Regions from separate parts of the Homo sapiens genome. Here region 1 is linked to region 2. Evidence: chromatin loops called from intact Hi-C (ENCODE). Cell type or tissue: endothelial cell of umbilical vein. All regions are shown on one strand. Each heading gives the region's core, and the rest is flanking DNA. Links, peaks and the distances in the headings are about the cores only.

Region 1 (4,367 bases), core at 1,383-3,882, 380 kb before region 2:
CCTGACCTGGTGATCCACCTGCCTCATCCTCCCAAAGTGCTAGCATTACAGGCGTGAGCCACCGCGCCCGGCCAAACGTCCACTCTTAATCTCACTCCAGGTGTGTCCATGTTCTTGATTTCCTTGGCATGAGACCACAAACCTCAAGTATTACCCCAGGTGAACAACACTGCTTCAATTTCTCCCATCTGATCCAGCTGGGTTCCACTCTTTCCTGAACCCTTTCCTCCCCAACTGGCCAGGGAGCCTGCATCAGCTCAGGACTACCTTCAGGTTATGATGTGGGAGGTTTTACATGACTCCAAAAGGTTGCAAAAATGGAACAACAAAAAAAGCTTTCTTATCAGGAATGACTGGAGGAATTACATGTAAAAATACATTCCCCCCTCTAGCTGATAGCAGAAATTCCACCTTGGAAGATTCATTCTTAGAAACTGGGGAGACATTGTCTCCTGGTGAAGTGCAGCCTCCCTCAGGAGAGGTAGACTTCATTGGCATCAACATCTGGAGTGGGTACATTTCTCAGATGCTTTCCAAGCTCTGGTAGAGCCAGGCCTTCAGAGCAAGCTCACATTCTGCAAGTAGTTATGGGAGTCGGTGGGCGGGGTCAGTCCTGGCAGGTGCCTTGGACTCTTTGCTTTCCTGCCCTGAGCCCTGAGGACCCTGACTGCTTCTCTTTCGTCCCAAAGCTGCTCCAATGGAACTCCTCCCCTCTTGAAATTAGGTGTGGGGACTATGGGATTCACAACTCTCCTGTCATTCTATCTCTTCTGTAATTGTGACTTAGAAAAAATGCACAGACCGTATTCATTTTAGCAGTCATTCCCCTATGAAGTGACATGTGAAATAATGAAATCAAGAAGGCACTGTCTTGCTCTCTTCACCTCTGGTCTCAACTGGGCCATTTGAATCTCCAGAACCATCTAGAACAAGGAAGACCACCTGGCGAAGTCCCTCCCAGCACAGGACTCCAGGCAACCTGGCACCAGTCATCCCCATTGGACAAGACCAGAGCTCAGATGCATTGGCAGAGGGGACACTTTTCCCCTTTAGCAGCTACTGGCGTCTGATCATTTACAGAGAGGTTGGGTAGAACCCTGAGGAACCCATGATAGCCACTTTCCAGAAGACAGCCCGGGGCCTCAAGCAAAAACTCAATGGTGAGGACAGTCACCCAGACCTGGACACAAGGCCCAAGTATGAGCAGAAAGGGGTGGTTACACGTCCAGGATGTCAGCTGATACTGAAGCATCTGACACACTGTTCTGAAACAGAGTCTGTTGGATGTGGAGTTAAGGTTTTGACTCACTAAATGCTCTGCCCTAGGGGATAAAGTGGAAATGTCCTTATTTCGCAAGGGCAACAGCGAGGTTTCCAGCCTTCAGGCCCAGCAGTGGTTCTCCAGCTTCCACAACCCAGACCTTAAGCACTGTGGTTGCAGCATTCAGACCCCGGGCCACAACTGTGCCCAGCTATCAAGGCCGGGATTGAGGGGAGCTGACTCAGCTGCCCCCATGACTTGGTTCAGAATTGACTCACGGGCCTATGAAAGTGCTCTGGGGGTACCTGTCAAAGCTTGGTCTTGGCCAGTGAAAGATAAGCATTCAAGTTAATGGGCATATGTTAGTACTCACCAGCAGGAAAAAACTAGAGGCTTCAGTGCATCCTAGGATCCTGGGGGAAGAATTGTCATGTCCTCCTAAGAAGGCAGAATTGGTCCAAACAAGGGACAGTGAGGAGGGCAGGGTAAACAAGCCACTCCTTGCCACCTACAAGTGCCAATTTGCCCTAAATTTTCCCAGACAGAGCCCACAGGTCAGATTTTGATGTTTCTGTATCTGGACCATGACCCAGTTTGTATTCATAGCCAATCCCTAATCTCATCATCATCTCAGTTTCCAGTTCCTCAAAGAAGTTTACCCTTGAACCCCTAGGCCTGGTTCTGGCTCTGTGGAGGGCTCAGGCAGAGCAGAATGCATACAGAGGCTTTCCCATTCTCCCAGGATGGGCACAGGACCTAGCCCTGAGAGCAGCAGGCACCCTGGACTTCTACAAAAGTGTGCCATAGGCCAGGCACGGTGGCTCAAGCCTGTAATCTCAGCACTTTGGGAGGAGGCGGGTGGATCACTTGAGGCTAGGAGTTCAAGACCAGCCTGGCCAAGATGGTGAAACTCTACTAAGAATACAGAAATTAGCCCAGTGTGGTGGTGTACACCTGTAATCCCAGCTACTTGGGAGGCTGAGGCAAGGGAATCGCTTGAGCCTGTGGCGGGGTGGCGGAGGTTGCAGTGAGCCGAGATTGCACCACTGCACTCCTGCCTGGGCGACAGGAGACTCTGTCCACCCTCTCCCTACCCCACAAAAAAAAAAAAAAAAAAAAAAGTGTAGCATGCTGTTCAACCACCAGAGGGCACTGTGGGCCCCTCCAGAGACGGAAAGGAATTGAGCTATTAAAGCTCCTGCAAGGACAAGGAACTAGCAGAAAGAAGTAGTGAAGGCTTTGAAGGGGAGGAAGATGCTCTCAGTGGCTCCTATTTCATGCAGATGGAGGAAAACCAACCAAGAGCATGCGCCAGGTCCTCTCCAGATGAGACTGGCAAAGACGAAGCAGCAGGCAGTCACGTTTAGGCACATGCTTGCGAGGATTTCCTTACTGTGACAAAAGGTCCCTTCTGTTGTTTGTCACAAGTGCAAAACCTCACAGCTAGCATAATGAAACAACTGAGATGCACTCAGTAACGTGGGCTGGAAAAGGATCCCCAGTTTTTCGTTTCATAGATTGGAATCTGGTAGGAGGCCCGCCTGGGGATGGCCGGCAGCAGGCAGAGACCTGGATTCTAGATCCTCCCATTTGCAAGAATGTCCCAGGTGACCTCCTCTCGGGGATGCTAGAGGATGAGGACAGGGTGAAGAAGCCAGCCTACTGGGGGAAGGGGGGTCTTTGGGACCAATCAAGAGTGCTTAGAGAGGGGTCCTCTGAGATATCTGGACACTGACCGCTTCCCAATGAATTGCCTATGGCCCGCTGCTTCAGAATCACAGGGAGCTTGCCTAAAATGCAGATTCTGGGATGTTGGCTCTGGGTGGGAATCTCTAGGATTCAGGCCCAGGAATCTGTGTTTTTAACCAGTTGAACAAGTTTTCTAGGTGATTTTTGTTTGTTTGTTTTGTTTTGTTTTGCCACAATTAGGTTTGAGATCCACTGCCCTACGACTGGTCCTTTATCTGACTTAAACATTTGACAAAGGAGCAAATCTAACTAAGGTATCTGTGGTGTGGGCAGCAGTAGAGCCTGCAACTTAATCACAAGAGCTGTCCTTGTCCTGTGAGGTGACAACCGAGAGTTTATTGTTTGGTTGATTGCTTGGTTTGTTTAATTGTAATGTTTTGTAGTTTAATTGTTTATTTATTAACAGCTTTCAGAAACAGTAATAAGAATAGAATGTGAAGCCAACTGCAGAAGAAAAAACTAAACTGAGAAGGGAACTAAATAAAAAAGCAGCTGGGCAGATGAGATTTGGGGGTGCAGGGAGCAAGCATGTGGATGGAGGGAGGAGATTAATATTGAGCCATGGTCATGAGAACTTCAGAGAGAGATGGATGAGTGGAGGTGGCCCACACGGTATTCTCTTTTAGTGTTAAAGTCTCACCAATGCACCACGACGTAGCAGTCTCTCGTTGTGACGTATTACCTGGAGTTCTTTGTCTCATGACCCAGAGAATTAAGGAGTGTGGACACAAAAGGTGAGATTGGAGCAAAAGTTTTCTAAGCAAAAGAAGAAAGCTTTCTGCCATGGAGAGGGGGCCCAGAAGAGGGTTGCTGTCTTTACAGTTGAATGCAAAGGCTTTTATAAGAAACTGATGAGGGCTGGGCATCTCATTTGCATAAGACACAAATTTCTGTTAGCTCCACCCCATCCTCCAAGTGTGCATGTGGGCCCTTAGCTTAGTGACTCCATATTGCTTTGTTCCCCTTACTGTACATGTGTTACGGGACAGAACTTTCCACTGCAGGCGTGTCTGGGTGAGTCACCTGTGTAGCTTTTCTTATCTATGTGGCTGTGGGCGTGTCTTAGGCAAGCCCCTCTGTGCAAGTTGGCTGTTCTTTTGTTTGAAAGAATTTAACTGAGGGCCCACCCTAACTGCCTGCCTGACTGGCTTCTTCCTTTCTCCTCTCTCGGTAGGTCATGGATTGGCTCCTGCTTTGACACCGCCTTGAGGGACTTAAGATGTTGGCATGATTTTTGAAGCTTTTTATTGGATATTGGGTTGATATTATATTTGAACATGAAGTCACCCTGAGGTGTGCTGTCAGGTGGCCCCATTGTATTTGGATACAGGCAGCTGTGAAATGCAGGGGAGCAGTT
Region 2 (4,367 bases), core at 1,157-3,656:
CTGCCTTGTGTCATAGACATTTATATCATCCGTGAATAAAATGAAACTTCTCTTCTAGTCTTTGTCTTTTCTTTCTTTTCAGATACTTTTAAACAAGCAAAGTCTCTTGGGATACTTCCCCCCTCTTCTTTCACCTAATTTTTTTGTTTTAAGACAAAACTTAGAGTTTTGGGGCTTCCCTGAACCTCTTAATGGAGGTTCTGCCCCTCAGCTTTCTTATCTGTAAAATGTAGGTAATAATAGTATAACCTCAAAGTTGTGACTGAGTTCATGAACTGAGTACATGAACTGGCTCATGGTAAGTATCATAGATTTAGCAGTTTAGTGTGTGATACTACCTGTGCCTATTTAAGTAATTTTAATCATGACTTTGATTTTTCATTCATTTTATTAAGCATTTTCTCCTTCTTGATGACTTTTAAAAAGCTAAGAGTATTCAGTCACCAAAGGTAAAATTATAAGTTGTTGTGTACTGGAAAGTATACTGCATGCTAGGGTTCCAGGTTATGGCAGAGTCTCTGCACTCAAAAGATTACAGTGTAGTTAGGGAGACACAGGACAAAGGTACCAAAGAGTGTGGCAAGGTAGTGGTACAGGTGCCAACTGAATGACGCATTCAGACAAGGAGTGCTGTCCTCAAGATGTCTTGAGTTAGACCTTAGTGAAAGAGAACAGGAAGATTGAGGAACCATTTTCTAGTAGGAGATGGGGCCTGAGCAAAGGGTCAGGCTTGGTGGTGAGTGGCAGAAGTTAGTACTGCTGTAGAAGTGTTGGGAGAAGGGGGATAGAAAGGAGGAGGCCAGATGGAGTGGAGGCCCTGGACTGCTGGCATAAGAGATACGGATTTTTTGAATCTAGCTTGATCATGGCTGTTGCTCAGAGGATGCGATTCTTATATGTTGGTGCATCCAAATTTGTTACTTATGAGACTGCAGGACCTTTGCTCTAACCATTTGGTATGTTTTTAGTCTCTTTAAACGTACATTCCACTTTCTTCAGCATATTTTTCTCTTGCCAGGAAATATCTTTCCTCTCTCATCCCTCATGGTTCTGTTAAAATTGCATCTTGCGTGAAACCTAAACAAGCTCAAAATGTCTTCACACAGGTTGTTCTAAGGAGCAGGATTGGATTGCTAATGTAAGGTCAAGATTTTATGCCCTTCCTTCATGGGTCTTACCTGTTGACCTCGGAAAAGATTCCAGGAGCTGCTTCACTGGGGAAGGGGAAAGTACCTCCACCCCTACCTCACAAGCACTGACTTTGTGAGATGCATAGGGCTTCAGGTTATGATTCAAATTCAGCTGTACATGTCAGCTGGTGGCCTTTAGGAAGAATTTCTAACTAGCTCTAGAAGAATCCCAGTGAAAATGTCAGGTCACAGTGTGGGCTCCTATTTGAATTGGGATGATTGGTAAGCCAGGGAAGGATTATACCAGTCTTTGGGCTCACAAGCCACCCAAACCCCCAGGATTAGGGTTACAAATGACCCAGTGACCCAGTATCCTTTTGGGAATGTGGAAGATCAGGAGCAGGGAATGTGGAGCCTGGCCTGCCCACTTACTGGCTATGTGATTTTGGGCAAGTTAACATAAACTCATCAGTGTCCTCTCAGCCCTTTACATAATTAGTGCAGCTGCCTCCTCATGTTGTTAGAATGATAAAATGAGCTGCAATGTGTGAAACACTCAGACCATTGTCACATAATAAGTGCCAGTATGTGTTAGTTTTGAGAGAAAAAGATTCCATTTTAAGTCAAGTTGTCAAACTTTTGTTTTTCTGTTTCTGGGGTTTTATGCTTTCCTTTCCTTTAAAAAGAAAAATGAAGCTCAACCAAGTACCTACACTTTTAGTGGTGTAGTTGGGTAGAATGATAATCCCTGAAGAGATCAGGTTACTCTGTGGGGGTGCTGGCCACCCCCAGGTTGTATCAGCAAAGCAAACATGACCTGGGCCTTCCACCTTCTGCAGAGGCTCACAGAGGAAGTGCTTTTAGTGATTTAATATTTTAAGAATCCTTTTAGAAACAACAGCATTGGATGAAGGAAATAGACTAATTTGATCTGTGACTTCTGTTGAACCTGGGATAATGTTATGCCAAAAGGAGAATTGACTAGCACCATCTAGTGGATACCATGTGTTACTGCAGGTTTTTCTTTGCTTCTCTTTTGTTCCTCAGGCCTCTAGTGCTTGGGATTCAGTGCAGAACAGAATATACAAAGTACTCCCACCCCCATGATGGAGCTTATCTTTTAGTTTGGGGAGGCCAATACATACACACACATTCATGTACACATATATGTTAGGCCATGTGGAAGAAAAGTAAAAATAAGAGGATGAAGCATTATGGGGATGCGTAGGGCAGTCTGAGGACATTTGAGTGGAGGCAAGTCATTGCGTCTGGGGGAAGAGTATCTCTAGCACAAGAACAGAGAAGCAGTGTTCCTAGCCTGTTGGAGGATGAGTGTGGCTCGAGCATAGAGAGCAAGGGCAGAGTAGTAGGAGTCAGAGAGACTGAGCAGGGTGGGCAGAGGGGTCATGTAGGCCGTGGTAAGAACTGGAGCTGTGCTTTGAATGAGATGGAAAACCTTTGGAAAGTAGCAAAGGGATGCCGCGAACTTGTGTTTTGTAAGGATTACGCTTGCTCCTGTGAGAATGGGATACAAGATGTCGGGAATGCTAGTGCAGAGACCATCTAGGAGGCTTTAGCAGTGGACCAGATGACAGAGAATGGCAGCTGGGTAAAGTTGGTAATTAGTTTAGAATGCATTTTGAAGGCAGCGCTTATTGTATTTACTCTGATGGATTGGATTATGCGAGTTTAAAGAATGGCCAAGGACGGCTCTAAGGATTTGGTGGGATTATTCATTTTGGGTTTAATGGTGATACCATTTACTGGTGTGGAATTCTAATAGGATTGGGGTTAATCAGGAAAGCACCACTAGGCCCAAGCAGATCTCTGTTTTGAGAGAGTTAAACGTTTAGTGGACTACCTCTAAACTTTTAAGCTAGTGTGGGTAATTTTTAAGAGTAACTGTAATAATGCTAAAATAGTACCCTTTGTTTACAAGTAATCTATAAATGTTGCCTTCTTGACAGGGTTACAGTTAGACTTAGAGTATAACCTGTGATATGAACTTGTCACTACCTGCATATCTTTGTTTATGGTCTGATCTGGCGGGACCTTGACAGATCGTGAAGGAAGGAGCAAGCTATGAACACTGCTTCAGGCATGTCCACATCAGGTGTCTCATGGAGGAGTAGTTTCACTTTAGGCTGCACAGTCACCTTCAGAACTTGTTTAATAATACCAGTGCCCAGGCTCTAAGCTGTACCTGCCAGATCAGAATCTTCAGGACGTGGCACCCCTATATGTGCATGTTGATAAAGCTCTGGGGATTCCAGTGCACCCTGGGAGTTGAGAAGCATTGGTGTCCTGTATGAGGCCGTTAGTCCTTTCTGTGCTGGTGTGGAATCAGACCTTCCATTATTTGTATTTTATTCGACATATCTCTATTAAATGGCTACTGTGTGTCAGGTACTATCAGAGATAACAGGATGACCAAAATAGTTATCATCCTGTGAAATATGCAAGCATATACTGAAATTGTGGTAAAGTCATGTAGTAAGTATTTAAGTAGCTGAAAAATAAGCCCCAAGAAAAAAGGAACAGACTAACTGTTGGGAGCAGATGCTGGGGGGAGCCTTCCCCTTGAGAGGGTGACATTTGAGCTGGTTTTGGGGTAACAGTTCACTAAAGAGAAAAAGGGGAAAGACATCCATATGCAGACAATGCCATATTGTTCCTGAAGGAAAGATATGTAGCCACAGTGGCACTTCTGTGAGTACAACCTGAAATTGTTCAACTGACATGTTGGGGCCTTAGCGGCTAGGAAATAATAAAGAGTTGCTAGTTTTTGTTTCAGGTGACCAGGACTGAAAGAATAAATCCAGCCAGGACATTTTGGAAAATAATCTCTAATGCATCCTGGTAAACAGTTGCTGTTAGTGTGCACATTTCCAAGAGGTTGGCAGTAAAAAAACACAATTCTTAAAATTTGAAATCGTTCTACTTGTGTTCTTCTGTAGGTTGGTACAGGTCTTGGGCCTACACTGGAGTTTTATGCGCTTGTATCTCAGGAACTACAGAGAGCTGACTTGGGTCTTTGGAGAGGTGAAGAAGTAACTCTTAGCAATCCAAAAGGTAATGCCTATCTGTAAGTTAGTTGGTTTGTGTTACTCAGATCAGGTAATGGACTCTGACAGTTTATTAGACATATTTAATTTCTAATGGACAGCTGTACTTGCTTTCTTTTAGCCTCTGTTTTCTCATTTATCAAATAGGGAAGGCCTGTCCAGTTCTAGAGGA

Evidence for each region. Hi-C counts contacts between places; a loop is a spot of excess contacts. Peaks named below come from ENCODE experiments on the same cell type or tissue, not always from the same donor. Only the 100,000 strongest peaks of a DNase experiment are listed, where the experiment ranks them.
Region 1: it touches region 2 in a loop (5-fold over the local background); 13 of 110 quality-filtered maps call a loop at or near these places.

Annotation. Positions count from the first base shown.
Region 1 is chr2:230,158,389-230,162,755 of GRCh38, reverse strand. No RefSeq gene overlaps it. Among named protein-coding and RNA genes, the nearest start is that of SP110, 59 kb to the left of the region's middle. RefSeq lists a silencer at 2,361-2,430. In endothelial cell of umbilical vein, for the core only: CTCF peaks have their summits at 2,206 and 2,412 (motif pointing right); a DNase peak (open chromatin) is centred at 2,435; H3K27me3 peaks cover 361 bases.
Region 2 is chr2:229,778,711-229,783,077 of GRCh38, reverse strand. It overlaps TRIP12 (thyroid hormone receptor interactor 12), which reads left to right. Exons shown (of 42, transcript NM_001348323.3): 35 at 4,088-4,202. Among named protein-coding and RNA genes, the nearest start is that of DNER, 66 kb to the right of the region's middle. In endothelial cell of umbilical vein, for the core only: a CTCF peak has its summit at 2,118 (motif pointing left); a DNase peak (open chromatin) is centred at 2,077; H3K27ac peaks cover 324 bases.